Linked DNA regions of Mus musculus: region 2 is linked to region 1. A link is a loop called in an ENCODE intact Hi-C map of the cell type or tissue named here. Cell type or tissue: heart. All regions are shown on one strand. Links, peaks and the distances in the headings refer to the core of each region. The heading gives the core; the rest is flanking DNA.

The links. Peaks named below come from ENCODE experiments on the same cell type or tissue, not always from the same donor. Only the 100,000 strongest peaks of a DNase experiment are listed, where the experiment ranks them.
Region 2: it touches region 1 in a loop (2.6-fold over the local background); 6 of 42 quality-filtered maps call a loop at or near these places.

What each region holds. Positions count from the first base shown.
Region 1 is chr12:102,697,304-102,713,068 of GRCm38, reverse strand. It overlaps Itpk1 (inositol 1,3,4-triphosphate 5/6 kinase), which reads left to right and starts at 8,200. Exons shown (of 10, transcript NM_172584.3): 1 at 8,200-8,347. The coding sequence starts at 8,253. Gm40559 (a long non-coding RNA gene) reads right to left here. Exons shown (of 4, transcript XR_003950246.1): 4 at 15,116-15,310. It overlaps Gm30296 (a long non-coding RNA gene), which reads right to left and starts at 2,294. Exons shown (of 4, transcript XR_001780676.2): 1 at 1,817-2,294. RefSeq lists an enhancer at 14,297-15,442. In heart, for the core only: CTCF peaks have their summits at 4,520, 7,682 (motif pointing left), 9,832 (motif pointing left), 10,368 (motif pointing left) and 1 weaker place; DNase peaks (open chromatin) are centred at 7,758, 8,388, 9,408, 10,418 and 2 weaker places; H3K4me3 peaks cover 3,352 bases; H3K27ac peaks cover 1,810 bases; H3K27me3 peaks cover 792 bases.
Region 2 is chr12:102,590,342-102,606,106 of GRCm38, reverse strand. It overlaps Itpk1 (inositol 1,3,4-triphosphate 5/6 kinase), which reads left to right. Exons shown (of 10, transcript NM_172584.3): 4 at 1-18. Among named protein-coding and RNA genes, the nearest start is that of Chga, 43 kb to the right of the region's middle. In heart, for the core only: CTCF peaks have their summits at 7,352 (motif pointing right), 9,504 (motif pointing right) and 11,356; DNase peaks (open chromatin) are centred at 5,576, 8,476 and 12,166; H3K27ac peaks cover 1,269 bases.

The DNA of each region.
Region 1 (15,765 bases), core at 2,746-10,745:
TCCGTGTATTTAAGGGTCTCCTCCACGTCACTCTTTTATCGCTTCTCTGTCCTCTCTCTCTTCTTGCTCTCTGTCTCTCTTTCAGTCAAGGGTTGAGCTCAAGACTTTGTATGTGCCTGCTAGGCACTTTACCCCTGTGCTACATTCCCAGCCCTAAATGAATGTCTCTTTAATCACCTTTTTATATGAGTGCCACAGTTCAGGACAAGTCAGAGGACACATTGCAGGGGCTGACTCACTCCTTTCACCGGCTTTTGAAGCTCGAACTTAGGCGAGCACCTCCACCTGCCATCCCCTGAGACAATCATCTCCTCTCTCCCTCTCTCTTCCTCCCTCTCTCTCTCTCTCTCCCTCCCTCTCTCTCTCTCTCCCTCCCCCCTCTCTCTTTTGAAGATTTATTTATTTTATTTATATGAGTATACTATAGCTGTCTTCAGACACACACCAGAAGAGGGCATCAGATCGCATTACAGATGGCCATGAGCCACCATGTGTGCTGGGAACTGAACTCAGGACCTCTGAAAGAGCAATCAGTGCTCTTAACCACTGAGCCATCTCTCCAGCCCCCTATTTAAGTCTCTCTTGTCCCACTCTTTTCAGGGGTAACTTTAGCATCTGCCCTGTCTTGCTACCTTCAAGGAAATCGATGATTTAGGCAACATTGTCTATCAGGATCATTAGCAAGATCTGTGACACACGTGGCTGGAGAGGTGGCTTAATGGTTTAAAGCACTTCCTGTTCTTGTGGAGGTCTCAGGTTTGATTCCCACCACCAACATGATGGCTCTTGACCATCAGTAACTTCTGTTCAGGGGATCTGGTGGCTTTTTCAGGCATGCACATGGTGTGTGTGTATGCGTGTGTGTGTTTAGGTAGGGGCAAAACACTAACATATAAAATTTAAGAATCTAAAAAAACTTTAAGGACTGGAGAGATGGCTCAGTGGTTAAGAGCACTGACTGCTCTTTCAGAGGTCCTGAGTTCAATTCCCAGCACACATGGTTGCTCACAGCCATCTGTAATGCAATCTGATGCCCTCTTCTGGTGTGTGTCTGAAGACAGCTATAGTATACTCATATAAATAAATTAAACAAATCTTTTAAAAAATGTAAAAAAAGAAAAGTGTGACTAATTTGTGGAAATGAGAGTATAGTGACTGCATCTCACGGATACCACAGTGTGACCTGTCCGAAAGAAAACAAATCATCTGTGACCTTTGAACAGGGTTGACCTCCTTCCATTCAGAGAAGAGGTGTGCTTGGTGTGGGAGGAAGAACAGAGAAAGCCAGCTCGGGACTGGGAACTGTGGTTATGGGATGGCTACATATGTAAATACCTTAGAGTGGGGCCAGGCAGGAAGCTCGGTGGTAAAGACTCTGGATTGGCCTTCCAGAACCATGCACGGAAATATCTAAGCATGACCAGACCTCATGCATCCCCTGGCAGACATCATACTGTCTGCGTTGCCTTCCAGCCAGAAGCATTTAACTTGTTCCTAACTAAGACTTTATCCAACTTCCAACTTGCAGCAAGCACTGGGGACAGAGGAGCCAGCAAACACCAGTCAGGCCAATCAGGACACACCTTCCCCACTACAGTCAATTCGATCTCTTTCCCAAGGAGAACTGGTTTCAATCAGAGGAAATCGACAGGAGCCGCAGAGGGACAGCTTTGGGTCCTGGATTGCACGAACCAGTTGTAATGAGAACTTTTCAAGGCAAGGAGGGATGTTTGATATATCCATCCATTTTCTGTCACTATTACAAAATATCTGAGGCTGGGCACTTTATCAGGAAAGATATTTATTTGATTCATACCTTCAGAGGTCCAGAAGCATGGCACGGCGTGGCACTGGCCTCTACCTGGCTTTGGCAAATGACTTCTGGCTTCATCACAATGTGGCAGATGGCACCATGGTGGGAGCCCGGGTAGGAGGGGGAGGCAGCATGGGAAGAGAGGAAGCAGGAGATGTTCAGGGCCAGGGTTGTGCCTTCTGTACAGCCAGTTCCTATGGAAACCAACCAGGGTCAAGTGAAAACGACTTAATCTCTTCAGAGGTCAGCACCCCAGTGACCTAGTCACTTTCCACCAGGCTCTGCCCCTTAAAGAGTCAACCTCACACTGGGACCAGCTCAAACCACAGTGATATCAATTAAGGTCTACATGATGGTAAGGAATTATTTATAATGTTTACAGGCATGGGGACTGGAGAGATGGCTCAGCTGTTAGGAGCACGTGCTGTTCCTACAGAGGACTCAGGGTCAGTTCCTGTCTCCCATAACGAGCCACAGTTCCAGTTTAGGGAGTCCAGTGCCCTTTTCTGGTTTTCATAACTACAACACCTATCCCTCCACACAACAGGCACATAACTAAAAGTAAAATCTTTGGGGGAAAAAGGTGGGAGTGGCTGGAGAAGACAGCTCAGTTGCTAAGAGCAATGACTATTCTTCCAGGGGACCTGGGGGTGATGCCTATCACGTACATTGCAGTCTGTAACTTCATTTCTAGAGGATCTGATGCCCTCATCTGGCCTCTGTGGACAGCAGGCACACATGTGGTAGACAGATGTACATGTGAGCAGAACCCTCACACCTACACACAAAGCAAAATAAAATAAATTTTAAAGGAAAAAGATATAGAAGCACCCACGTGGGTGCTTCAGATACTTCTCTTTCTGTCAACAGTCGTTCTGCAGAGTAGCTATGCCCTGAACTCACACTGTAGACAGTCCTCGACAGACTTTCCTGTTCTGTGATAACCCTGTGTTTCCCCCTTGCTATAACTGTTTCTGACATATAGTACCATATGATGAAAAATGACCTTTTATTTACTCATATATTTGTGTGTATGCAGTGTATGTGCATGTTCATGTGTGCGTGTGCGTGTGCGTGTGTGTGTGTGTGTAGGCCTGAGTCAGTGCTAGATGGCCTCTTTCTCATTCTGTTTCTTTGAGGCCGAGCATCATCACTGAACCTAGAGCTCACCAATTGGCTAGTCTTGCTGTCAATCAAACTCCAGGCATTCCCCTGTCTTCCCCCCTGAAAGCTGGGGTTACAGATGCCCCTTCCCACACCCCACTCTTTTATGGATGTTTGGGATCTGATCTTGGCTACAAGCCAAGAACTTTACCCACTAAGTCATCGTCCCTGCCCTCCAAAATATTTTAATAGTTCAATAAATATTAAGTGAAAAACCAGAGTCCTCTCACCCCAGTCTGTATTCTCATGTGTTGTTTCAGAAATGACACTATCTCTGGTCACATAAAAATATCAGGGTTCACATTTCCCTGAGAAAAACTCAGGGTGTGTGTGTGTGTATGTGTGTGCAACTGTGTGTGTGCCCTCGTGTGCAGGCATGCTTGTGAGTGTGGAGGCCACCACCAGACTTTTCAAAACCCCATCGAAATTCTTTGAGACAGGTTCTCTTATTAAGCCAGAGCTCCCAAGTTAGGCTAGGTGGGCTGGCGGCCAGTGAGCCTCAGGTGCCGCTTGCCTCTGCCTCCCTGGTGCTGGGATTACACATAAGTTTCACTACTACACCTTGTTTGTTTGGTTTTGGTTTTTTGAGACAGGGTTTCTCTGTGTAGCCCTGGCTGTCCTGGAACTCACTCTGTAGACCAGGCTGGCCTCAAACTCAGAAATCTGCCTGCCTTTGCCTCCCAAGTACTGGGATTAAAGGCGTGCGCCACCACTGCCCGGCTCCTTTTTTTTTTTTTTCCTGTGGGTTTTGGGGGTAGAACTCAGAGTTTCATGCTTGTGGGGCAAGCACTTTACAATGGAGCCATCTCTTACATCTCTTTCTTCCATTTTTCTTTTTCTTTTTTTTTTAAAGGTTTATTTATTTATTTATCATATGTAATTACACTGTAGCTGTCTTCAGACGAACCAGAAGAGGGCATCAGATCTCATTACGGGTGGTTGTGAGCCACCATGTGGTTGCTGGGATTTGAACTTTGGACCTTCAGAAGAGCAGTCGGGTGCTCTTACCCACTGAGCCATCTCACCAGCCCCTCTTCCATTTTTCTATAGAAAGCCTCTCAGACTTTCTATTATACTCGATGGTTTTCTTTTCTTTTCTTTTTTCTTTTTGGTTTTTAGAGACAGGGTTTCTCAGTGTAGCCATGGCTATCATAGAATTTGCTTTGTAGACCAGGCTGGGATTAAATGTGTGCACCACCATGCCTGGCAAGTTTTTCTTTCTTCTTCTTCTTCTTTTTTTTTTTAATGTTTATTTTACATGCATTGGTGTTTTGCCTCCCTGTATGCCTGTGTGAGCGTGTCAGAAACCCTGGAGTTAGAGTTACAGACAGCTGTGAGCTGCCATGTGGGTCCTGGGAATTAAATTCGGTCCTCTGGAAGAGCAGCCAGCACTCTTAATCACCGAGCCATCTCTCCAGCCCCAGGTTTTTCCTTTTTGAAATCCCATATCTGAGAGATACTTTGATACCTGCCCTTCCAAGTGTCACACTAGCCCTCCTGCCCTAAGCTCCAGGGTCACCCTCAGTCCCTTTGCTCTCCAGCTGGTGGCCCCCTTCTGCCAGCAGTGGCTGCCTGGGCTGCACCCAGTTCTCTCTCAGCTCTCCTTTTATTTCTTCATTGCTTTGCTGGTTCCTCCGTTCCTCTTGGCCTCTGAACCGTGCCTCGGCTCCATCCTTGACCTTTCCTCTGCTTGCTCTTACACCCTAGGTGATCTCATCCAGTCTTGTGGCTCCAAGTAACATCTCAACACTCACGCCACCCGTCTCGATGTTATCTCCAGCCTGAGTCACGGGCCGAACTACAGCCTCTTTCATCGGATGGCTTTCGTGCCGGCTCTCTCCACTGAATAGCTGGTAGAACTCCTGACTTGAGGCCCCAAACCGGTGCCTCCTTTTGTTTCCCTGTCTTACATACTTGGTGACTCCATTCTGCAGTCATTCAGGCCGGGATCCAGAACACGTATGCCTTCTCTTTCGTTTGCAGTTGCACGTACTGCTCATAGCCGACACCACTGGCTTTCACTTCCAGCTCTTCCCTGAGCCTGGTCGTGCCTCACTACCTTCCCAGCTTCACCATAGTCATCACTGGCCTGGGTTGCCGCAGGAACCTCCTGTTTTTCTCTCTCCCCTATTCTTGCTTCCCTGACAGGGTCTCAAGACAGTAGCCAGGTGATCTGAGTAAAACCAGGCAAGGTCCCGTTGTCAATCATGAGACTTCCTTTACATTAAGAGGTGCCCTCTGTGATTTGGCACCCCCCAACCCCCGCCATATTCTCCTCAGCTCTTTCTGTTCCAGCCTACCTCTTCACTGCCCCTTGCTGACATCAGACCCAAGTTCTTGCTGTTCCTCAGCCTCACCTCAGTCAGGTATCTGTGTGACATGCCCACTCCCCTTGCTGAACTTTTGTTCAAATATCACCTCCTTATGGTGTCTACCTCAGGTACCTGTTCAAATCTTTATCTCTGTGCTTCTAGCCCAACATCCTCTTTCCCACATGGAGGGTGGAGGAGGCTGAGAAGAGATAGACTAGGGGTCTTTTTTTTTTTTAAGCACATTTTTAGACAGCACAACCATCAGTCTTCTGTATCCTGAAGTGCTTTTGCACAAACACAACCTTCTCTTCAGTTAGAACAGAGGATCCAAGGCACTAAAGGCTAGGTAGGGACTTGCTAAGTTACCCAGCAGTCAGTGGGTCCTTGATCACTTCCGTTCCAAAGTGATCAGAATACAACAAGCCCTGAGGCTGGGTCTTGAAGGATTTTCGGTGAGCCCCGGAACTTCTCGGACCTTGAACTCACTTGCCCTGAAGGCGAGGTCCTGACTAGCGTGTTCCGTCCTCTGGGAAACTCCAGGTGGAGCATTTCCTGCCCAATTTACAGATGAAAGCAACAGAATAACTTGTCTCAGTCACCAGCCAGCCCCCTAGTCTTCCCCCCACATCCCTTTGGTTATCCCGCTCTTCTCCTTGGCTCATAGTCTACCCTTCCTGCCCTTTCACCCTCTGAACTCTCTCAGCTTTCATCTAGACAGGTGCCCCTAACCCCAAACTCCTACTTGTCTTTCAATGTCATAGTCTCAAGTCACTCAGAGGCAGGACTCACATGGCTCTCATCACATGCTCCAGGACTCAATGGTTTGTATGTCTCTGCCTTACTCATCTTGGGACTACAAGGCCGGCACTACCCCGCCACACCCTGGGTTCCCTGCTTGTGTGGAAGGAAGGAAGGAACTCCAGCAGGGATCCTGAACCACCCAGACACACAACTCCAGAGAAACCCACAGCCTGTGCCAGGGTGTGGGAATTTCTACTGTTGACTTCAGCAGTGAGGCACTGGCCATCGTCTGCTCCCTAACCCCTTTCTTTTCACCTTCTTGGACTTCCGGTCCCCATTTCTTCTCTCAGTTCTAGGTTGGCCATGATGTTCCACAGAAGCGATCTTCCTCAGGCACAGAGCTGAATGGGTGCAGTTACACTTTGTCTTCTGGCTTCCATGGTCCAGGATACAAAGTCCCTGCTTTCCAGAGCCATGTGGGTTCTCTAATCCTCTTCCATCCTTTTCTCCAATTAAAGAAAAATTAAACTCACTAGATCTTATTTAAAGAAGCACCCAGGCTCCACAGTAGGGGAGCAACTGAGCTCCACTCTGGCAACAAGGAAAGATGGGAAGTCACTGCCAAGGAGCAGAGTGGAACATCTGTGGGTGGAGAATTTCTGAGCAAAACCACCAGGGCTCCTGGGATTCTGGCTCAATTTACTTGACAGGATTATTATTATTATTTACATTTATTTATTTGTGTGTGTATATGCCACAGCATGAGTGTCAGTCAAAGGAAAACATGGACTTAGTTCTCTCCATCTACGCTGTGGAGAATAGAACTCTCGTTGTCAGGTTTGGCCACAAGTACCCTTACCAGCTGAGCCATCTCAGCAGCCCCACTTGACAGCATTCTTACTGCAGACAGGCCGCAGTGATCTGATACCAGGGATGGCGAACTTTTCTGACTCAGGAGGTTTCTTGCTAAAACTGAACCAAGGGGGACCAAGGACACTGCCCAAGGTCAGGATCTAAGCCGGAAAAAGGGACTTGGTGTAACTCCTCAAGTCTGGTCAAGGCCCGTTTCTGTCACTTTACTAACAGCTTTCATTTCTTCAAGCCTTTTCTCATCTCAGATCTTCAAAAATTGTCTTTATTTCCAAAGCCAGATAAAATGTCTTTCTTTACACACGGGAACCCATTTTTTTTTCCCTGTCTGTGTCTGGGGAGAGCCTCCAATTTCTCCTCCCAATGCCTAAAGCATAGGCTGGAGATGGCTGGAATGCTAAGTACTGTCCCATAGGCCGGGGTAGAGCAGGTGGCTCAGAGGATCCAAAGCACTAAGTCAGACGCCGAGCTACGTCCCTTCACCTAGCAAAGAAAAGGCTCTCCTGAAGATGCTATGTGCACTCTGGCTGCTTCTCTCCCTCCGCTGAAAGGGACCCCAGAGTGTGAACCTGGGGCAGTTGTGGAGATAGTACAGGACAATTGCAACGAATTGCCTCTGGGGGCAATCCCCGCTGTGCTGCCAAGGAGCAACGAAGCCCAGTGGTTTGGCCGCCCTCCAAGATAGACACAAGGCGCCCACACCACGACTCCCTCACCCCACTCTGCCCTGGCCACCATCCAGCACCCCGCCACTAGCGGCGGCGCCTTTAAGACTCATTGGCGCCCCCTGGCGGTAACCGGCGCTTCCTCCTCCGGGAGCTCTGCCCCAGGCCCCGCGTGTGCGTGGCGTGTGCGCGGGCGCTGGGGCAGGAAGGGCGGGGGACACGGCGGCGCGCTCCCCGAGGGGGTCCCCGCGCGTCCGAGAGGCACGCGCGGGCGAACCCTCGCCGCGGGAGGGCGTGCTCCAGCTCGGGCTCGAGGCTCGGGTGCGGTCTCGGGCGGCGGCCCGGGATCCCTAGAGTCCTCGAGCGGCGCACGGTGCTGCGGGGCGCACGTCCCTGCGCGGGCGAGCCCCGCGGGGCGGAGGGGGCGGGGCGGCGGCGGGGCGCGCCCACCCGCGGGGCCCAGCCAGTGGCGCGGCGCGCTGAGCCTCCGCCCCCCAGCCGCCGCCCCGCCCCGGCCCGCCCCGCCCGCCGCCCCGCCCGGTAGGACCGCGCGCTGAAGCCCGCTCCGCGTCCCCGCCGCCGCCGCCGGAGGAGGTGCCCGCACGCTCGCGGCGCGCGCCGGCCCCACACGCTCGGCCTGTGGGCAATTTCCTCCGGACCCAGGCTCCCGGGCCGAGGAGGAAGAAGATGCAGACCTTCCTGAAAGGGAAGAGAGTTGGCTACTGGCTGAGCGAGAAGAAAGTCAAGAAGCTCAATTTCCAGGCCTTCGCGGAGCTGTGCAGGTGAGGAGGGACGCGGCTTGGGGACCCCCGCGGCCCGAGCCTGGTTACCCTCGGCGGGCGCGGGGCAGACGACGGCGACCCGGGAAGGAGCGGCGCGCGCTGAGGGCTGGTTCGGAGCAGCAAGGTGGCCGCGGGGGGCCGCGGGCTGTGTCCGAGGGGAGCGTGGCCGCTGTGGGCGTTGGGTTCGGACCGCGGCTCTCAGGTGCACTGGGGTCGTGCCGGGAGATCCCTGGCCGTCCAGGGTGGTGGGACCCGGGAAATCGGGGAGTCCACGCCAGCAGTCAGGGGTTAGAGGGTACTTTTGGACTGGTGTGTTTTTCTTCCTCCCTCTTCTTCCCCTTAGTAGAGCAGGATACCGGCGTTTGTGTGGAGCCTACTACGTGCCTCGCGTGTGCACGGCTCCTGAAGCTGTCATTGCATATCAGCCGGCTTAAGCCCAGTTGAAATGAGTAGCGATACTTGGCTTGTCTGTGGTGATTTGCTGTCTCATTAGAGCCTCGCAGCAGCCTCGCAAATTAGCCAGGATGGTGATTCTGGGCCACGTGTCTTAGAAGAGGGACACCTACCAGCAGAGAGGTGGGGTACCTGCCTTGTAGTCCCAGGGCCAAGGAGTGGCAGAGCATAGAAAGTGATGGGTGGACCCACGTAGGGTAGAATTGTCTTCTGCCATTCCGGCTGAGCACCTCGTTCTCCCTGCGCTGGTGCTTCAGTGGCAGAGACCGAGGGCTTTGATGGAGCTTGCTCTTAATACATTACAGAAGTGCTGGGTTCCTAGAGTCAGGTGTGCCTTGCCTCTCCGCAGAGCTATTGGTTACAGCTTCTCAATGAAAGCCTAAGAGAATCCAGCCCCCACACCCCATCCCCGAAGCCTTTTGCAAACTCCGGGTGGAAACCTTTTGTTAGGTAGTCTTTTCACTTAGTAGATTTGACTTTTGAAAATGGACTTCACTTGTAGTTCCATCCCTGGTGGGTGCCCCGAATTTTGGAGAATTGAACAGTTGGGCTTCCATTATCCCTTGGTGCACAGGGGTTAGTTAGCAGTCTGAGCTGGCACATAGAGGCCGCCCTGGCAGCACTGCCTTGCCCCTCATGGCTGTCCAAGAGCCTGCTGCTTCTCTGCCCCAGGCAAGCCTTACAGGCCCTCCTTGACCACAACTGGATGGGATAATGCCTATTTATAAGGGGGCCCTGGTTCTGCGCCCCTTATAGTTCCCTTGTGGGTTTGGCTGAGTCTCCCAGACAGGCCTCTTAGGAGAAAGCAGGCTTTTCACGGTCGGCAGGGCGTTCAGTGCAGCCCAGAATTCACAAGAAAATCAAGAGGAACTCGAGCCAGAGCTTTGGAAAAGCCCAGGGCTTATGGAACTTTTTTTTTTTTAAAGGACAGTTGGACGTTTGTACCATAAATAAACACACTGAAAAGGTTGCCCTAGACAGCAGAAAAATTTGGAGAAGCCCCTCTGTCGTGTTCTGGAAGTCCAGTTCTGACTTGAGGGGACCACAGCTCCCCCTGCTGTCAAATAATTCTTGGGAAACCCCAGTTCATCCCTTGCATCCTTGTTATTGATAGCAATCTGGGTTTGTGTCACCCTTTATCTATACCCGAGGCTTGTCCTTGGCCTGGTGTGCTTTATTCTGTAATTAGCAGGCTGTAGCAGAAGACTCCTAGCAGAGACTTAAGGGTTGAGGACCGACTCCCAGACCTGCCGGTTGGCTTGCCCTTCCTGTGGGCCCTCCCTCCTTTAAAGAGGCGCGGGGTGGGGGTGGGGGTCTCAGGGAACCCGGGGTGCGGAAATCTTATTGAGCATTCATTTCTCAGGAAGGGTGGCTGAATTCAAGGTCTACTTGCCTTCCTTTGCCCAAGTGTTGGCTTCGGAGGGATGGCAGAAAGTCTCTGGGCCGTTCCAGCAGCTCAGGAATCCTACTGTGCGTTTTTATTAGTATAGCTTTCGATGCTTTGTAGCTGAAGCTTAAGAAGGAAAAGAAAACACCAGAAAGAGTTTTTCTGTTGCTTCTTCACTTTCAGGACAGAGCCCCCTGGTGGCCACATTGTTAACTAAACAACTGTTGAGATAGTGACCCCTCCCCCCACCCCCCTCCACTGTGTTTTGTTTATTGTGAATGCTGGAGTGGTCTAAGTGGCCCCGGAGACCCTGTGAATGGGCGTCGTCCTGTTCTTGACATTCAGAAGCTGGGGGTGCAGTGCTCGTGTATTGATGGATGGTGAATTGTCTGTGAATTTCCTGACAAAAAGGGCCAGGGATGTTGGGAAATGACTTGAACTGTGCTCCAAATGTGCATCCATGAGGACTGCTCAACTGCCCTGGGATGAGTGGTTTAGCTGATGGTCGGGCCTTGTAAAAATCCTTTCGCAGGGATTCATCTCACTGGATTTACAGACCGGGGGTGGGGGTGGGGTCGCGGGTGCCAGAGAGAGCATGGTCCATATGTCTCCTTTCCATTAAGAGCTCCCAGTCCATCCCTGAGACCTTGACCTCCCCTTTCAGTCACTCTTACCCTTGCTAATGTCCAGCTGTTGCTAATTGTCTCTAGGGATGCTTTCCTTTTTGAGGTCAAGCTATGCCCTCTGCAGTGTACCAGGTTCTGTTTTTTTTCTGAGGAGAGTGCGCAGGGCCCTTCCATAGGCAGTTGGAGCCAATTCCTGGCAGGTGCCCTACCTATCATAGGCAGGTACAAAAGCCAACCTTTTAAATATGTGCCCTGATAGCATGGGGCCTCTGGCTAGCCAGCCGATGGGCTTTGAACTAACCTGTTTCCAGAGGCCTTGTTTATTCCCACCCCTCCTTGGTGTCTCCTCCCAAGTACAGGAATATGTTCTGGCTAAGTTCCTTTACCCTTCGAACCTGCCTCTGCCCCTAGCTAGAAGTGACCTGGAAGCTCCCTCATCCCTCCTGATGTGGCTTTTTTAAGATGGGCAGTCAAGGTTCCCAGGGGAAGTGGAGAAACGGGAGGTTGGGCCTTGGGGAGTGCTCAGCTGAGGGTAGCTGGCTGGCCTGCGTTTCCTTCTTTGGTGGTTAAACCTCTCCTCCATCTCCTCTCCTTCCCCTCTGTTTCTAGGAAGCTGCGTTGTAGGTGGAAGACCCTTTGGTGCAAGGTGATGGGGAGCCTTGCCTGTCTTCTGTAATTTTTGTTTACTTTGAGACATTTTCACTCTCTAGCCCATTCTGGCCTCAAACACCCGAAGACCTTCCTGCCTCAGCCCCCAGTGAGTGATAGGATTAAAAATGTAAGCCACCACACCCAGCTTTCCACTGTAGATTTTAATGTGTCTCGTCTCATACAAGCTCTCTAATAGAAATGGGGAAACCAAGGCTTGGGACCTACCTGTGAGGGACTCTGGCATCAGTTGGAAGGCTTATGTGAGCTGGGCCCGAGTCTTTACTGGAGAAAGCTGCCTCCGTGTTTGTCCAGTGTCCTTGATAGGCTAAGATGAATCATTGTGGAGGCTCCTGCAGCCGCATATCTAGGGGGCTCTTGTGCTTGAGAAACCTGGAGGCCATCTGGTCTACCTCAGCTTTTGGGGAAATGGGCTCACAGAGACATCTCGGACCAAGTTATCTCTGTGTCCTAACCTGCCAGGACCCCTGTTTATACAGGTTTCAGAAGGGACCCAGGACTTTGTTGATACTCAGGCGCACCGAGCGCTGTCTGGAGTCTGGGGCTGGTATTAGGCAGTAGATTGAAGTACAGTGTAGTGCTGGTTCGTGGCGCTTGGAATTTGGTGCCTGCAATAACCTGGTTTTGGAGAATGCTTCTGGGCCTGTCTCTTCCCCAGGACTGTATATTCCCACCTCACCCCACCCCCATGATTTGAGACAGAGTCTCACTATGTAGCCTAGGCTAGCCTTGAACTTTTGTTCCTTCTGCCCTGGCCTCTTCCCTCGTGTTGGGTTTCTAGGTATTCCCAAGCGCACCCGGCAGTCTTCTTCGTTTGTGTTTACGCTAGAGAATCAAACCTGTGCGTGATAGGCAAGTGCCGCTAAGCTACACCCCCGACCCTATTTTATCCTTTAAAACAAAGCCATCTGGAGGCTGCTTTCTGCTGAAATAGCTTCGTATTCTGGGCTGCAATTCTAGGCGATTCTGCAGGGGGAGAGAAGAGGCTCGTTACCAGGATTGAATGGTGCTGGTCTGTAGCCCGGCATTTTTCTGTGTATTTTAGTAGCTGGCTTTGCTATGACCTCAGAGCTGTGATAGAGAGAGGCATCCTGAGTCAGGTTCAATTTACAGCAGCCCATGAAAAATGTAACCCAGCCTTGCAAATAAATCTCTTTCTCCAGCTCTTGGGTACAGACTAGACCTGCTGTGGGGGTAGATAGATGTCTTTGGTTAAAAACTGCCTAGGTTTCCAAGGCTGGGTTCACAACTGACCATCCATGTGATGCCCATTTGGCTTTGTAGATTTAGTGACCTTGGACTAAGTTTTTGCGGGTACGGTCTGTGATCATTGCTAACTGACTCTCTTGCTAAGAGGTGGGGCTAGTGGAACTGAACCTCAGGTCAGCCCACCCTGCCTGGTGGCTGTTGTACTTTACCACCTACATCTGGCTCTTACAACCCTTGTCTTTGATGGGCTGCTGGAGCCCCCTAGCTGGAGAATCTGAAGGAATTATGAATGCAAGGAGGTAGTCTCGTGTTTTGTTTTTGTTTTTTTGGTTAGGTCATTCTGAAGAATTCATTCATTCTGTGCTTTGTGAAAATGCTGTCTTCATTAATAATCTCATTACTATTGTTAGCTAACATTCCTGATTTCCCCCCTTTTCACATATTTCGGGCTTGAGATGAAGCTCAGCCGGTAGAATGCTTACCTAGCGTGCATGAGCCAGCACCTGGGGCTGATCTGCACCACATAAAACCTGGGTGTGGTGGTGCACACTCCCACAACTGCAGCGGTCTCGAGGTGGAGGCAGGATGGCCAGAGGTTCAAGGTTGGCTACACAGTGTTCAGAGCCATCCTGGGTTATGTAGCCCTGTCTGACTTAGAATTTGCTTTGTAGTTCAGGCTGGCCTCTAACTTACAGAGACCTGTCTGTCTCTGCTTCTAAGTGCTGAGATCTAAGGTGTGCACCACCAAGACCCCCCTCCCCACACCCCTCTTAAAATACAGGCACATGATGCAAAATTCAGAGGGCCCAAAGCACATAATGAAAAGCCAGCTTGTCCCTTCTTGGCCCTGAGCTCAGCTGCTCAGGGAACTCAGCAGGCTGTCTCCATGGGCGTTGATGTGACCAAGGGGGAGCCTGCAGCCTGTCCCTGCTCTTACAGTGGCACTTTATGCATGGGGTTGTATATCTTGGGGAAATTCCACATTGCTGCTTCCTTTGGGGCTTCTGCATCATTGTATGTGTGTGTGTGTGTGTCTGTCTGTCTGTCTGTGTATATGCAGTGTGGTTCAGCTCTTGAAAGGATGGAGACTTTTTCTTCTTCTGAGGTTACCTTCTAGACAGTTTGACAGTGGGTGCCCCATCCCTTGCCTGGATGTATATTGACAGGTCAGAGGTCACAGACATTCTTTTTCCTGGCAGTTCTGAAACAGTTTTACTGTTGCAGTTTCAGAGGGTGACAGGGTGGCAGGAGCTACAACCCACATGTTCAGCACACAGTGCTAGGCACTGGCCAGATGGGGGGTGGGGGGTGAGAAGGAATGCCCTGGTTTGCATTTCTTTTCAGCATAGTGAGACTGAGGGGGTTCTGCAGGTACCAGACACGGCTGGGCCCATGACCCTGCTGGCTCCATTCCTAATCATCAAGCATCCCAGGCTCCCCTAGTTGTTCCTCTCAGTGAATTAGCAGGTTTCGGGCACTCAGTGGAGACTTTGAGATGTGGTCTCTGACTGGTAGGATATAAGGAGAACCTTTGTTTTTGTTCACTTTGGTAAACTAGCTTCTGAGAGAACGCTTAGGCACACCCTTTTCAAAAGTAATATTGGATTTAGAAAGCAGGCCCTTCACCAGAAGGCCTATGTTTCAAGGGTCTTCCTTTCTGCTTGAACTGGGTTTACCGCAGCCTTCCCCCTCCAGGGCTCCTGGAGAGCCAGCTTTGGGGAAGGTATGGGAGAGTGAAACCAAGACCTCCTGGGTGAAGAGGCTGGTATGAGGTCACACAGTAGATCCTGATCTAAGGTCTGAGCCCCCTCCTAACAGCTGGAACTAAAGTCTCCCAGGGAACAGGCCCTTTCTGGGAGCTGTGAGTGAGGGCATGATTGTATTGGAGCAGGTCTGGCCATTCCCATTGGGCTATTTGAATCTGTCTGGGGCTTTGTCTTGCCTGCTCTGAGCCTTCTCAGAAAGCAGCCTTTGTGGCCTGCATCTCCCCAGCAGGGCCTCACAGGCTGGTGTCTGGGCCCCTTATGGTGCCAAGCCGAAGCCTGTGATGTCCCCTCCCCCACCCCACTGTGCCCTCCCACCACCTGTTTTTAAGGTTCACTAGGGTGGATCTGTCTCCAGATATGTGAGGATTTGAGAATCACTCCCAGGAGGGAACCCCTACAAGACTCCTGCCTCAGCACCTCCCCCTCCAAGCCTGTGCATGCTGGGTGCCCCACCCTGTAAACTGCTCAGAGTGTCCCAGGGCACACCTAATGGACTCTGCTAAGTCACCAGTGGTCCCTGGAGGGTGAATCAGGATACACAGGCCAAAGGCCTTCCCCCAAGAGCTTCTCAGTGATGTTCTGAGACACCCCCCCCCCAACACACACACACACACACTGCTAGGCTTGTCTTTTCTTTGTTATTCTGCTTTGCGTCCTCTCTCTTTAAAAAATGGGCTCCTTGACGGGAGAGATTTGGAGTGTAGATACCTACAACACACAACAGACATAGGTACTCGAAAGCATATGTGGTAGGGTCAAGGAGCTGCCTGGTGCTTTCAGAAGCCTCTGTTCATCTCTGGCTCAGCCAAAGTTCCTCGTGACCCTGAAGTCCTCTGGGTCAGGGGAGAAGCACCTGAGGTGGAAGGAGGAAGGAGGAAGGGATAAGTCTTAGCTTTGCCTCGTTCAATGCCTCAGCATCTGCCCAGTCCCCAGTGCTGGGTTCTGTTCTTTCTCTGCTAGTGCCTGTGAAAGGGAAGGTGAACCAGTAGGCCTGCACATCACGCACACTGCAAGGTGCAAGGAGCCTGGTTGCTCGAAACCTGGAGAGGGTTGTGCTGGTGTAGCTGAGGCTGCTCAGAGCTCTGGACAGAGGTCTCTCGGGGGAGGTGGTATTTATTTACTGAGAGGGGTTGAGCACTCCCTGGAAATGCTGAAGGACCCACAGAGTGGGCAGAGTCCCCTGCGTGGGAGTGCAGAGCCTCCGTCACAGCCCCGAGTTCCACTTCACTGAAGGTAGCCGTCTAGGAAGGGGCAGGCAGCTTTGGGTATAATTGCAGGTGGGTGTCCACATCCAGAGCCTGTTCCTTG
Region 2 (15,765 bases), core at 4,765-12,764, 110 kb after region 1:
TCGAGGCCTACATGAAAGGTATGGACACGTAGCCCAGCCTTCTGACGGGTGGTCCACCTCTGTGGTCACAGGTTGTCACTGTTCAAGGAAAGGCAAGGAGTCTTGTCTCGTTAGGCACTTTGACACAGGGAAGAGTTGAGTTATAGGGGCGACCATCCTAGGCACGGAAGGACCTGTGTTCTCCTTTGCAATTGGGGTTAAGAGACATAAGCCAGAGGATGCTTTGAGGAGAGCTATTCTGGCTGCTGCTGCTGCTAAGGGTTTTGCTGTGCTGAACCCCGTGGGGAGATGAGGTGTCCTGATAACGCTGTGGTTAGGGAGCAGAAGTGTGTGTGCGGAATTGCTCATGTGAAGTAGAGTTATATAACAGGGCAAAGGAGACAATAGGAAATCAGGGGCCTTTAATCAAATGCAGAGAGAAATCAGGGGCCTTTAATCAAATGCAGAGAGAAATCAGGGGCCTTTAATCAAATGCAGAGAGAAATCAGGGGCTTTTAATCAAATGCAGAGAGATGCACATGGCTGCCTCTGGACATGATGGCGTACATGCTGTCCCCCTGAGTAGAGCCTCCCCTCACTGTGGAGTTTCTGCCAGCTGTGGGCTCTCATCCAGAGAAGTTGCCTCTATCCCACCTCATCAGCCCCAGAGAAGCATAGACTGCCTCTTCAAGGTGTGTGTTTCTGTGAGACGTATATTTGAGATTCTGTGAGCAGTAGCTGCCTCCTCTTCCCTGCCTCCATGTTCCCTGCTGAGCCTTTTATTTTCCTTTTAAACAGCAGTTTTTTCTTTGCCTTGGTGCAGGGGCTACTGAGTGATTCCCCCTGCCTACGTATCCTATAGACTATATTTGTGGCCTAAGCTGCCCTGAACTCCAACCTAGATGCCCTTTGCCGTGCTAGCGGAATCCGTAAGCACATTTTGGTAGACAGGACCAGAGCTAGTCCTGAAAGAGGGGATAGGGATATGGGAGTGTCCGTTTATTGGGTAAGCACCATGTGCTTGGCCCTAAGCCTCTTATGGTCTGTCTTTCAGCACTGTTTGCTGGGCACAGCGATCCTGTCCATTTCACAGATGAGGCTCAGAGCTGGTATCAGTCAGCGTTTTGTTATCATAATGAAATACCTGAGCTCAGCTGTGTATATAAAAGGAAGGTTTAATTACCTCGTCGTTCTGAAGGCTAGAGTCCAAACAGTACAGTGCAGAGCTGTCCCTTGACTGTGTTCCCTCATGGTGGGTGACACTGGAAGGAGCACAGATGGAAGCAAGCAAATGGCCACATCTCAGACGGTGACCTGTGGACAATGACACTTGCCTCCTTTATAATAACAGCTCCCTTGCCTTGTGAAAACTAGCAGGGACTCCCAGTGGCATCAGGAATCACACACACACACACACACACACACACACACACACACACACACCCTCCACCACTTAAATGATTCAGTCATTTACACTATAGCCTTAGGAACCTCCAACCACACAGACCTTTGGAAGATGGACGGACAGACGGACGGACATACTATATTCAAACTACAGTAGAGTTCTAAGAAGTAGCCAGCACGGTGGTGTCCCAGAGGCCCTCCAGTTCTGGAGCTTCAGCTCCCTGCCTCTAAGCTTTCCTTTTAAAACCATGACCATGGGTGGACGGTACATCCAGGTTCCCGCCTGGAGCATTGGCGAGTCTTCCATTCTCTCTAAGGAATATAGACAGCTCTTCCCGGGGAAGAGCTGGGCTAGGCTGTCATGGAGGGGCCTAGGGGCTTCGTTCCTGGTGCCTGATCTTACCAGTTATCATGAGCTCTCAGGGCGACGCCTTCTTACATATGTGTGGGAGGGTACAAAATGGCAGGTAGCCAGCAACCTTCTTCCTTGGGTCGGAATGGCTTGATTTGTTTTATGAGATGGGTCCAAAACTCTGGATGAGAAAAAGGTATTTTTTTGAACACCGATGGCATAAAGAGCAAGTAGCATTGAATATGAGAGAGGGGCCATCTGGTGAAAGAAGATGGCAGGTCCACACTTCATTTGATGTTCTAGGCCTGCCTGTGAGAAGTGACAGCCTTGAGTGTGGGTCTGTGGAAGGTGCCACCATGTAAACAGCAGAGGCAGACAGGTCGAGGCTGAATTGGAATCTGGCCCCAGCTGCCTGTGTGATCTTGGACTTGTTACCTAATTCTACCTGGGTATATGGAAGACGCAGGTCATGTGGCTCACCTTCACCTGTTAGGATAAAGGGGATCTCATTTGTAGAGACATGGGACGCCGTTTGGTCTACTGGGTCCCCCGAAATAGAAGCTTCCGGCTGTTCTTGCTATAACTGCAGGGCCCAGGCAGCATCTTTATTAGGTCTCGTGAGCTTGCTGAAGGCGTAGGAGTGGGAAAGCAGGGCTCTTACACGCATTCCAGGGGCAGCTCAGGCCTGGTGTGAGCATGCAATTCGTGATCAAGGAGCAGGTGGGTGGCAGTGCATCGGCCTCAGCCCGCACAGGAGCTAGGGAACCCGCTAGCTGTCAGTGATTTCAGACAATCAGGTCCTACAAGGCAGTGAAAACTAAGGTGCATGGAACTTGTTCCAGAGAGGACCCAGTGGTTAGTTAGCTAACAGGTTTCCAAACCCCAGGTGGACCCTGCTATTCCTGGGCACAGAAGAGTGCTACCTGGGACATTCCCTATTGTGCCCACAGGACGGTGTTCTGTTTTTTTGAGCCTTTATGGCATCTAAGGGTCATGGGGACTTCTGATTTGTAGTTCCTTTGGTTTCTCTTGCATCCATTGCTAATGTCCCCCATCTTAGATGAAAGGGGGTGGTCTCAAGCCTCTGTGTGAATGTCAGTTTATTCTACTGAGTGGGACTTCAGTGGGCAGACATGCTAGAAGGACCAACAGCGGGTTCATCTGCCCAGAACTGCTCTGAGGCTGGCCAGGAAGCCCAATCTCTGGTTTACTACCGCAGTGGTTCTCAACCTGTGGGTCACGACCCCTTTGGGGGTTCACCGACCCTCTCACAGGAGTCTTCTAGCTAAGATCATCAGCAAACACAGGTATCTATATTATGATTCATAACAGCAGCAAACGTTATGAAGTAGCAACACAAATTTTATGATGGGGGGATCACCACAACGTGAGGGGCTGTATTAAAAGGTCGCAGCATTAGGAGGTTTGAGACCCGCTATGCTACAGCTGCCCCGCAGCTTTTCTGGGATGGGGGTGACACAAGGTGACTCAGAGTCAGAGGAAATGTAGGAGGGCTCCCTGCCTGCTGGATGCCTTTGGCAAATGACCTGCCTGGGTGGACAGATGGGATAGGCAAGGACTCTGAGACTGCCAGGCCCGAGAGTAAGGTGGGACTTGGGTTTTGTTTACAATGTTTCTGTGCTTGAGCAAGTGAGTTGAGATTCTCACTTGTCAGATCAGGATAGATGTGGCTGGAAGCAGCCTTGAACAGCCCATCACCAGTGTCCTGTGAGGAGAACCTAGCTTCTGGATCTCTTGACAGTGGCTTGCACCAGCTCGGGCTCTGGATGGAGGCTGGGGACAGGCTACTGGAGGGAAGGTGCCAGGCAGAAACCATTCTGCTGGATCCATAGCCACAGTCTCCAAGCCTTGCCTGCCAGGGCTTACAGGAACCACGGACTGTTCCCTAAAGCAGGATTGGTTCTGGGCTGGCAGGAAGTGTTGAGGGGAGGGGGGAGCTTGTGAGTGCTGCACCCTGAATTTTCCTTATTGCCTGCACAAGCCAGCTTGTGTTCTTCCAGGAGGGCAGTGGGCTGGGAACTTCCTGCGCCCTTTCCTGCACATGGGGCAGTTTCATGGCAGGGCTCCTGGTGGGCTCCCTGCTCTTTCTGTGCCAGCCCCTCCACGGGTGTAGGGGCCCTTCCTGGGAAGGGAACTCATGTGCCTATGCCTCAGACCCTGATTTTTCTTGGAGGCACACAGCCCTTTTCAGGCGTACTGTGAACCACCATAATTACCCCTGAAATTCCCTCAGATAATTATAGCAATCCGAGTGGCAGGGCTTTTGTGTAGAGAAAAGGGGCTTGGTGAGCCCTTCCTAAGCTGCCAGCACCGGGAGGCTGAGGTGTGCACCGGGCCCCTCCCTTCTCTGAGAACCCAGCCTTCAGGCAAGCCCGAGCCGGGAGAGGCTACTGCAGAGACACTTGGCTTCTCTGGACTCTAGGCACTTGGCTCACGAGGAAGGGGCCCCAGAGATCTCATGGCACCTGGGCCAGTATCCATGCTTACATGCCCCCATCCTCTCCAGGCAGAACATCCTCTAGGAGAACCATCCCTCCCCCCTTTAGTGATGCCCCAGGCTCAGCAGTCAGCATCGAGCATCTTTGTGTGGTCAGTGCCTTGTGTGGTCTTAGCACCACATTCCTAGATCTCCTGTCCCCCAGGACCAGGAGGGAAGCAAGACCCGTTCTCTGCTTTACACCAGCCAGCCGCAGACTCTCAGCATGTAAGTTGCTATAAGAGCAGAGTAAAACAGGGCTTCCCTGGGCCTCTGTAAAAGCCTTGCAGCTTGGCTGTGTAGCAGTGAGTACCCAGGCAGCTCCCAGGACCTCATTCTTTGATAGCATGGCCCTGCTGGTCCACAGTGGTCGCTGAATCTTTAGGTTCGGAAGCTGCGATATGTCTCCCAGTGGCCAGAACTAGCTGAATGCTGAGCTGCAAGGACTTGGGAATTAATCCTTCTTCTGTGTAGCTATTTGCCCAGCTGAAAGCTAGATGTTAGCACTGGGAAGAAGAGCTAGCACAGAATGTGAGGGGGCACCAGTCCGTTCTCTGGTCATCCCCGAAATGCGAGCTCCTCCTTTGGAAACCTGCCTTTTCCATATGAATGGCATTTGGAAGGGCTGTTGGGCCTCTGGCTGGTGTGGGGTATGCCCTTTGCCCCCTGACCCCAACAGCAATTTCCTCAATGCAGCTGCTTAAGAGCACTGAGGCCAGGTTTCAGTGTGACACACCCAGAGCCTGGCCCGGGACTCATTCATATAGCTGCTTCTTGGAGATAGCCACTTGGTGGCATGCCTGTACCCGTGCCTATCTTTACCACCTCCCACCCCTCAGGCAGAGGCACAGGCAACCCTGAGCCTCATCCTAGTTCAGACTAAACATGGAAGCTCCCAGGAACATGACATTTCCCGGTGCAGGGCTTGTAGGGGTAGGGAGGAAACCCTAACGACAAACTGTAATTGGCATTCATTTGAAGGCCAGTTCTCACAGGGATAACCCACTGTGCTTCACAAGGCTGGCGTCCAGAGACACAAGCCCCAAAGTCAAGGCTTGGTTCTGCTGTGCCAGGCAAGGCAATTAAAGGTATGACTCTAGCCCGTTCCCAAACTGACTGAAGCCAGATGTGAGAGGATCCGAATGTCGCTGAATGGTATGGATTTGTGTCCTTGTCCTTAGGGATAACAACTGGGAAGGGTCTTGGGACAAGGGCAAGGGCTAGAGGGCTTCTTTAGGGCTCTAAGGACTTTAGGGTGAGGTTGGCTTTCCAGCCCTCCTTTTCCTGTAACCTCCCACGCGATCTGGGGAGGTGACCAGATGGCCTGTCCCAGACACAGACCTCCCCAGGGAGGGGTGTGCACAGTACAAGCAATCTTCCCTGCCTGTGGTTTTAATGGGAAATTAATCATGGTTCATCTTGGAGGCGGTTTGGAAGCAGGGTTGAAATTGAGTAATCTTGACACCAGGAGGAGAGAAAGGAACGTTGCTTAGAGCTCTGGACAAATGGCTCTCTAAAGATGAGACAGGGCTTGTAGGTCAGGGTGCAGCTATCCATCCTAGGAGAGCTAGCGCCACCCACTCAGCCTCACCACCTGAGCCGTGCTCCAGGCAGTCGACTCGTATGCCTGACACTGTGGTGGCTCTTTTCCCAAGATGACTCTGTGAGGAAGGGTTGCCCATGTTAGAAATGAAGACACCCGAGTACATCGAGCCGAGTGACAGAGTTCCAAGATGACCAGAGGCAGGTCTGGGATAGAACCTGCCTGGTCTGAGTTGCTCCTAACCCCCAGGGTACCCTGGCCCCTGCATGCCCGCCTACCTCTGTGGCTTTTAGGGATAGCGCTGTGGTGGGAGGCTCTGGTGCTCATGGCTAATGATTCCCAGGTCCCTGCCATTATGGGGCCCTGCCAGCTGGCAGTGTTCCCAGGAGTGGGTGCCTTTTATGTATAGGAGGTGACCGTGACCAGAGAAGGTCTTCAGTGTCCATGCTTATTAGAACATAATCCTGATTGCTCTTTGCAAGTACGGCCATAGATTACTTTAAAAGAGCAGCACTTTGGCCCTGAGGCCAGAGCACACTGCGGGCAGATCACCTGGGAGCATAGCCCCAGGCTGGCCACTGCCACCCCTCAGGCCCAACCTTTTCAGGCCTCTAGGCCCTCCTGAGGGTTACTGGCCTCAGCAGCTCCCACTTAAACCTAGGTCCAGCGGGAACCAAAGTTTGGTTGTGTCCCCTCTGTGTTCTGTGGCTCTACAGGAGAAGGGAGACAGAATTACAGTGAGACTCAGGAACAGAAAATGGAGTTGAAAGGTGTTAAATATGAATACTGACAGACTAGCCAGGAAAGAAGTTTTGGTTAAGGAAGATGGAGGTGCTGGAGAATTCAGAGCCACTGAAAGAAGCAGTTCATTTGCATGACGATGAAGGTCCAGTCTCCCCACCCCCTACCACCCAGCCCGGCCGTGCTAAGGTGTTCAGCACCTTAGCAGGGCTCCTGACCATTGTATTTGCTGCTGCGAAACCTGCCAAGTTGTCTCATCAGATTCCAGCGCTGCACCCCTCTAATCTACTTGGTACATCGTGGAGCCCCAACAGAGGAAAGGGGAAAGTGTCAGATATGTTGGCTTGTGGCTTTACTCTGCTGTAGCACTTCTCAGAGCCTTGATAGCTACACGAATGTACATTATTAGTCTATGGTGGCATGGATTTTTTTGAATCATAAAATACACTGGTACTTCATATTCCAATAAGTGATAAGTGATTTGCCCCATTATGAGACACATCTCGATTTCATAGATGGAAGACAGAATCAATTCCAAGTGCCTTGGAATCAATAAAATACAGTCATTCTTACTCTAGTCTAGTCAGCTGTGACACTGTATACACCCCCATAACCGCCATGTATACACCCCCATATCCCCCACACATACACCCATACCCCCCCATGCACACAACTGCCACTTCATGGGGCTTCTGGCAAAAGATCTGCTCTACCCAGGACATTTAAATTCCAGGCTGACTTCTATGGGTTTTAATCAGTTCATTTCTTTTATGTATGTGGGTATTTGGCCTGTATGTAAGTCTGTGCACTATATGAATGCAGTACCCTTGGAAGCCAGTAGAGGGCACTCCGTCTCCTAGGAATGGAGTTACCGGTGGTTGCAAACTGCCATGTGGGTGCTGGGAATCAAACCTGAGTCCTCTAGAAGAGCAGCCAGTGCCCTTAACCTCGGAGCCATCTCTGTAGCTATATCTGACTCAAGTCTTCAAAATCAGCTGCTAATCTTCCTTCTGGAGTCTTCTCATTCTTTGAAGGGATGTGTGAAATCCACATACACTTCTAAAAATAAGAAGTTGGGTTATACACACGTATGTCTACTGCTACAACCGCACCCCCTTCATATCTGTCACCCTGTGTCCGAGTCAGGCACAAAAACAAGGGAGGGTGTCCTAACAATATCATATTCAATATTTGAGCCAGTCAGTCATCATTCATTTGACTATTTGGGTGCATAGTGTTACTTAGTTTTGTTTGGACTTGGCAGGGGTGGAGTTTGTTTTGTTATCATTTTTGTTTTGTTGCTATAGTTGTGTAAACTATGTTTCTGTATATTTCTATACAAATTTTCCCCCAGAGGTGGGATGTCTTGCTTGAAGAATCCGAGCACGCTCACACAGGCAGATCTTGCCGTTTTACCCTTGAGCAGTTCATGTCTAATCCCGGCAGCTCTGTCTGGGGGAGAGGACACCCAGCCCATCTTAGCACCGTGACTAGACAGGTCCGGCGTCTCTTACTGCGTTTACTGCCCACTTGTGTTTCTGCTCCAATAAATCCTCATGGGACTTACCCTTCTCTTGGGTTGAGGGAAAAAAGTTGTTATTCTATTTCTTATTGACTATTTAGAATCCCCTTGGAATGGAGGAAACTGTTTAAAAAACAGTTTCTCTAGTGCAAGCATCGTCTTTGTGCTGGGGCCAAGCTAACATCTATCTCTGCTTCCTGGACACATCCTGTGGAGAGAGCACTGCAGGCGTTATGTTTTATGTGTCTTGGAAACACAGGGGTGACTGCAGTTTGGGAGTTGAACCTGAGAGTCTGGGGGAGCCCCACTAGGGTCTGGAGGGGCTGTAAATCAGTGGGGACAGCTGCCACTGAGCTAATCCACATTTACAGCAGCTGGTCAGGGTTCAGGAATGTCTGGCCCTGTCCCAGCCTGTGTCTGGCTCCTTCACTCCTGGGCTCTGAACATTCCGGGTGGAAATAGCTGCTTGGCTCCAGGAAACAGAGACAGGTCACCAGCCTGGTCCGGAGGAAAACCTGTCAGGAGGCTGACTCTAGTGTGCTTCCTCAGGCCATGTCAGCCCCACACCGGGATGTTGATCTCCTCCAGCCCTGTGCCCTCATTTGCATAGAATCCTCCCACATTACCTTACCTGTAGCCAGGCTCCCAAGTTGGGATATTGCTGTCTGTAGGGAGGGTGATGGGACAGAAGACCTCTGAAACCCTAGGGAGCAGAACGCCAGCTGTGGCCACTGTGGAATGCTCCCTGCATCCCTTACTGGCCCCAAATGACCCTAGCCAGTTGCCCTCTTAGGACTTACGGTGACTGCATGTATAGTAGATAGTTTTCAAGATAGCATGTGCTCTTATCATTTGGCGCCTCAGCTCTTTTTATTATTATTAATATTATTAATTTTCAGGCAGGGTCTGCTGAGCTTGTAATCTCTCTGCCTTAACCCCCCGATTAGCTGGGATTGTGGACTTGTGCCACCAGGCTCAGCTCTAAACGCCTCTCACAAGGACATCGGCTCTTTTATACCATAGCCAACCCTGATGACCTCGTTTTACCTGGATACCTCATTAAAGAGACCCTCTCTTCTACAGCCCCGAGCTGAGAGGACTGAGGCTTCCACGTGAGCTTCAGGAACTAAGCGCAGCCCTTTAGTGTGAGCTACTTCAGTGTCGGGAGAGCTTGAGAAGCGAGCTGAGGTCTCCAGTGATGGAAACCTAGGGTAGCAAGGCAGTGCTGAGACTTGTGAGATGCCAGGGAGCCGCAGGTTTGGGGTAGAACACTGGGGAGAGAAGACGGTTATGTGTGACAGGCTCCGGGAGCAATTTCCTGATTGTGAATTCCAGGAACACCTAGGGGCAGCTGGGATGCAGTCCCAGTCCTGGGACCACGGGGGCTGCCTTGTCTGATGTCCTAGGAGAGCAGGCCTAGATGATCCTGTGTGAGTGAGCTGAGGCTGGGGCATTCCAGGTGCCCTCTAGAGGGCGCTATCACATTGGAACAGGGCTACCTTGCCCTCTTGAACTTTTCAAACGCCCTGCATGAGTGTAGCCTCGTATGTTCCTTTAGCAGTCCAAGAGGTAGATGGTGTAAAAGCGTTCCATCTGCAGATGAGGGAGACCAGATAAGAGAGAGAAGTGTGGTGACCTGGCTAGAGGCACAGATGATAGTGACAGGACTGGCTCTGGGGCCTCAGGCAATGCTCATCACCACTGCCACATTTTACTTTGGGGGAATCTTCGTCCCAGAGATGGCTTCTTCTCCACACTCTCCTGGCCCCGAGCTACAGAGATTTCAGTGCCCAGCTTGTACCCTGTCCCTGCACTATGGTGTGTAGTCAGCATTTGATCCCTTCTGCTGAGCATCTCCAACATGGCTCACTCCCGCTGACGGCTTGACCCACAGCAGCCTGGGCTGACCGTGCCAGAGCAGCCATGGCTGGGGAGTGGCTCAGTGTGCTCCAGAAACATGAGGACCCAAGTTCAGACCCCCAGCACCCACATCAGAGCAGACACAGCAGTGTGCAGCCCTAACTCCAGTACTGGGGGCAGGAAGTAGAGACAGATGGATCCCTGGAGCCTGCTGGCAAGTCAGGTTCAGAGAGAGACCCCCGTCTCAAAAAAAAAAAAAAAAAGATGGAAAGTGATTGAGGAAGGCACGATGACTGCCCCTTCACCACTCCATGTACAGTGTGTATATGGGTACAACACACAAGCACACAATAATGACACTACAACCAGTTCTTGGTATGATCTTATCAGGACTTGAACTAGGGCACCTCTTCAGCTCCCACTGAGGCAACAGGCCCTGCAAGCCAGGTAGTAGACTAGGTTCCATGCCTTTAACAGTTTATCTCTTACCAAACAGAAAGAGTTTAAAGCAAAGATGGCAAGAGGTGAATCTGTGTCCCTTTTGTAATTTAAATTCTTTCATAATTTAAATGCGTTCTCTCCACGCCGGAGCGGAGGAGCGGGTACTGATTTTGTCTTGACCTCATTGTAGGGAAACTGAGGCACGGAGAAGTAAAAGTTTCAAATGAGCTGATCGTGAGGGGTGGGACTGGGATGCAGACCTGGGTGTCCTGGGTCCTCCTCTGACCTGTTAGAGCCTAGCCAAGTCAGACAGTGGGGTGCGTCATTTGGTTAGGGCAAGCACAACAGCAGGGTTCTCCTCCCATGTGAACAGAAAGGGGTGCCCGGCAAGGCCATCCAGGCAAGAGAATTGGCTTGAGTGACAAGCAAGAGTTCCCCAGGCCAGGAAGGAGTCCCTAGGGTCCAACACACACAGAGAGGAGGACCTAAGATCTGGTTCCGTGTCAATGCTTGTTTTCAGAGGAGTCAGGGAGAACCTTGATCCTGTGTCTTACTGTCATGTGCTAACAATACCATGGGCCCCTCCCTCATTGCCCTCCTCCCTCATCGCCCCCCTCCCTCATCGCCCCCCTCCCTCATCGCCCCCTTTGAATGAAAACCATTTCCTACCATACTTCAGGGACCTTGGGAGAAAGAAATGGCAAAGCTGCACCCAGTTCTGACAGACCCTGGCTGTCACACCACCGAGCCTGTGGGAACCCACTTTTCCTGTGGATTCCCCCCTCAGAGCAGGGAAGGTGGGAGCGTAGTCTGGTGCGTTGCTCATTTGTGTGCTCGCCAGCCTGCTTGGGTGCAGCCACAGGCATGGCCTGTTGTGCTGAACTCTGTGAAACCCAAGCTCTGGGAAGTCTAGGGAGTTACCCAGCTCCGACTGAGCCTGCAGAGTCTGTATAGACCAGAACGGACATGGTCACTAGGCCTGGTCACGTGTGGCCTCCTGTGGCGCCCTCCCTGGTCTATCCAGGGTATAATTAGAATTGAGAGTCTGAACAGGGAGTTCTAGCCTGGGCTGCTGCGCCTTGGCTGCCCATCTCTCCTGGGAGTTCTGGTGACTGGGAATAGGAGCTGCTGGTTCTCCCTAGCCTGACCTGGCCTGACAGCCTGGTGTGCCTTCTCCGCACTAGAGAGAAGGGTGAGGACAGACCACCAGGCTCTGCCCACTACCCCAGAGTGGTTAGCTTCGTGTCATCCATGTCACCGCATATTTTCTCTTCCTGCAGCTGTGCTGTATTGTCACTCCAGACTACTGAGCAGGACTCAAGCCCCAGAAGGCTACCTGTCCCAGCCTCACCCTGAGTCAGGCCTGGTGAACGATCCTAGAGAGAGATGGGATATTCCTCACCACACTCCTCATCCTGTCCTTTCATAACGGCACGGTCATTCATTGCTGGTGCTGCAGTGTAGTGCTTCCATCCCTTGGGGACACAGTGTGGAGGAACCAGAGAAAAGACCATTCCCGTGGACCACCCCCCCCCCTGTGTTGGAGCCCAGTCACTGCATGTTGGGGGGAAATTTCAGCAGTCAAGCAACCAGGGATACAAGGTCATAGGGAATCGCATGTGTACCGGTGTTCTGTAAAAGCAGAGAAGAAAAAGGGAGATTCATTTATTAAAAAATAAAACGGTGAAGATGGAAACAGAAATAGACTGAGAAAAGCCAGTAAGAGCCCGGACATGGACCAGGGAATGGCTGTGACTCAGAACATGTCTGCTCCTCAGTGTGTCTCCTCCGCTGGGTCCTGGCTGCACGCCAGACTCCTGACAACCCAGCTTAGCTCATTCGGTCCCCTTTCAAAGGTTCCAGCTGGTGAGTGGTTCAGCTCCTGCCCTGTGGTTACCTGCAGAGTGCACAGGATACTCTGTGTGGCCTGGATGCCAGCGGTCGTTCCTGTGTGAGATCCCAGCCTCATGCTGGTTGTGAGGTAGAAGAGTGGGAAGCGGGGAGGCTCGGAGTTTCTCAGGGGTTGATGATTTTCAGCCCTCAGAGGAAGACAACCTCACCAAAAAAAGCCACTTAGCCCAACTCCCTTCCAAAAATAAGATGACAGATAAATCAACAACAGTACCCTTCCTCCAAGAGCCAGAAATAGCCGCTCCGGCTCCCAGCCCAGGCTTACCCAAAATTCCTTTATCCTGTCCCTGCTGGTGAGGCCACCCTGCGCTTCCCATGGCTCCCCACGGGCAGCTTTGGGAACTGAGGTCCTGGCCCGCCAGAGCTCCTGCCCTGATGCTGCAGGTCCTCATCCCATCCTCCATCCCTCTCAGCAAGGTGGTTCAGTGTTCACCCGCTGGACTGGTCACAGCTGGCTCCCCCTCATGCTGGGCTCCCCCTCATGCTCAGCCGACTCCCTCTCAAGCTGGCCGCCTGCACACCCCACCTCAGCACTCCCCTCGGGTGCTTTGTTTCCTTCCAGGTCCCAGCAGCATACCTGACCTCTGTTTTATCTGCTGCTGTACCCCAGGCTCTCAAATCTAGCAGAGGCTATCCTTTTCCTGGTGGTGGATGAACCCAAAATGCGAGCGAGCAGTAATGGTTTTTAGTCCACTGCGATTTCACAGGTATACTGGAATGACTCTGGCGACAGGAGCCAGAGCAGGGAACTGGGGTCCCAGTGACCCCCTCCCTTCCCAGGGTTGGCATAGGGTAGGCAGCCAGAGGTCTGCAGTTCAGAGTGTGGGTAGCCATCTCTAAATTAGTATAAAGGAACTGGGACATCACTAGGCGGGCATGTCCTTCTTTCTTGGCCCCTCTTCCTCTCTAGGCTCTCTTGCGTACTTGAGAGTTGGAAGGCAGGGTCTGGTCTGCCCAGTGCTGGATGTCGCCTGTTCTCTGGAAGTGACACCTCTGGGAAGAGATGGGCTCTCACCCTTTTCTGCTCTCACCTCAGGTTCAATGGGGGTGGGGGTGGGGAGAAACACCTGAAGTTGTTGGGTTTTTTTTTTTGTTGTTGTTGTTGTTTTTTAATGTGTGTGAGCATTTTGCCTGCGTATATGTCTTTGTACTTCATGCATGCCTGGTGCCTGTGGCGATCAGAGAGGCATTGGATTGCCTGGAACTGGAGTTGAAAATGGTTGTAAGCTACGACGTACTGAACCCTGGCCCTCCTCAAGGGCAGTCCGTGCCTCTTCCCAGACCATCTCTCTAGCCCCTCAAATGCTTTTATAAACATATATTGAGATGATGGGGTGATTTCACCTCCAGCCACCCTACCCTAGATCCAAAGAGGATACATTCTGATACCCCAGGAGGTGGTTGAAACCTCAGGCACTACTGGATGCTGCGTTTCCTGTGGTTTTCCCTAGTCACACATACCTACAGTGAATTCTAACACGGGACTGGGGATATATGGCTCAGTGGCAGAGCACGAAGCGTTTGTGAGTCCCCAGGTTCAGTCCTCAGTACCACAAAAATGTAATTTATAAATTACATACAGTGATGGATAAATCATAATTATGTGGTGATTAGAACCATTGTAACAAGAGACTACAATCTAATAGCTGCTGACACTTTTGAAATATTTCGTGGGTATTGGATGCATGTGTGTAGGGGGCATGCACACATGCCACAATGCATATGTGGAAGTCAGAAGACAGCTTGTGAGAAGCAGGCTTGCTGGCAAGACTTCTTACCCATTTCAGTCATTTCAGGCACCTACCACCCCTTCCCACCCCCCTTTTATGAGTTAGGTTTTCACCATGTAGCCCAGGCAGCCTTGAACTCCCAATCTTCCTGCCTTAGGTTCCTGAAGACAGGTAGGTGTATACCAGCTCACCCCCAACGTATCCCTGTTTTAAGTAAGAAAAGTGTTCTAGGACATGCCAGCTGACCTGATAACCTAATCGGTTCCTGACTGTGTGCAGGATGGGTGCTGGGCACAGGGGTAGTTCAGGTTCAGACCCCACTGCAGTGGCTGGCCAGAAACCCCAGTGCCTCGGCAGGGCACACACTGTAGGTATGTGTGACGTGCAAATTGTTCCCCCTTTGGACTGTGGATATCTATAGGTGATACAGCCTGTGGGTCTGGTTTGGTGAGGAGCTCTGGGATAGGAAGAGTTGCCATGGTGGTTTACAGACACACACACACATGAATGCACGCACGCACACACAGCTAGCTGTCTTGGGAGGCTCATCACAGACTGGGTGGGGGACAGGGGGAATCGTGCTGTTCAGGACACCCTGGATTAGGCTCTTAATGGGTACTTCTTTTGAGACTTCTTACAATACATTTTGATCATCTTCATCCTCTACTCCTCTCTTGACTCCCCACACACCCATCCCCATCCACCTGTCCCACCCTGGCTTCATGTCACCTCTCTCTTTTAAAATAACTCAGAGTTCCGTTGTTTGTTTGGTTTTTTTGTTTTTTGTTTTTTGTTTTTTTTTTTTTTTTTGCTGCTCATGGGTGTGGGGTCAGTCCTCTGATATGGTGACCAACCCTTGGCTACCCCTGGCATTTCCTCCCCCAGAAGCCATCTGCTGCCCGTAGCTCCTTAGTTAAGGCTTGCTTCTTGTGAGCCGCCGCCCCTCCAGTCTTGCGTGTCGACTAACCCGATCTCACGCAGGCCTTGTTCAGGCTCCCACAGCTGCGTCAAGTCCATGAGTGCAGTGGTCCGTCATGTCCTGAAGACGATGTTTACCTCAGGCCTCCCAACCTCTGGCTTTGACAGTCTTCCTCCCTGTTCTTCCTCAGTAGTCTGGGGGTTGGGGGTGACATCAGTGTCCCGTTTGTGGCCGAGCATTCCACTGGCACTCACTCTCTGTACTTTGTCCAGTTGTGTGTGAGTCAGCCACCCTCCTTAAGGATATTGCTACCAAGGCAGTTGTGGTGAGAAGCACGGGCTTGAGTCAAGCAAGCTGCCTAGTGCGGCTCCCCAACTGCATGGCTTGCCCACTGGAGAGCTCCGTGCAAAGAGCTTCGCCTTTCTTGCTGTCCCCACCCCACCCCACACCCCGTTTGTAAGTGGGAGATGGGGATACTTCCTTGGGAGGGCAGTGTGAGGGTGAGTGTGTGGAACTGTGTCTGGCACAGAACAAGAGTGTATTGAGATGTATCCAAGGTGCTGTGTAAAAGCCTGAGTGGGCCACCGCAGGAAAGATGCTGAGATCTCAGAAGCCAAACTCAGGTCATGCTAGTCTCCTGACTGGGAAGTCTGGTCTCTTTTACAGGACATGGCCTTGTAGGATCCCAGCAGCTTGGATCTTCCTGAAAGAGGAGGGCGGGCCAAGCCCTGGGCCAGAGATGTGAGTGGACCGATGCTAGGCCAGGTGCCGCCTACCTTAGGGCTCCTGCTCTCTGCAGCACAAAGACCATCTGAATCCTCCTTCCATAGACAACTGTGGGAGGAAGGCCTGCTGGTCACCTGCTG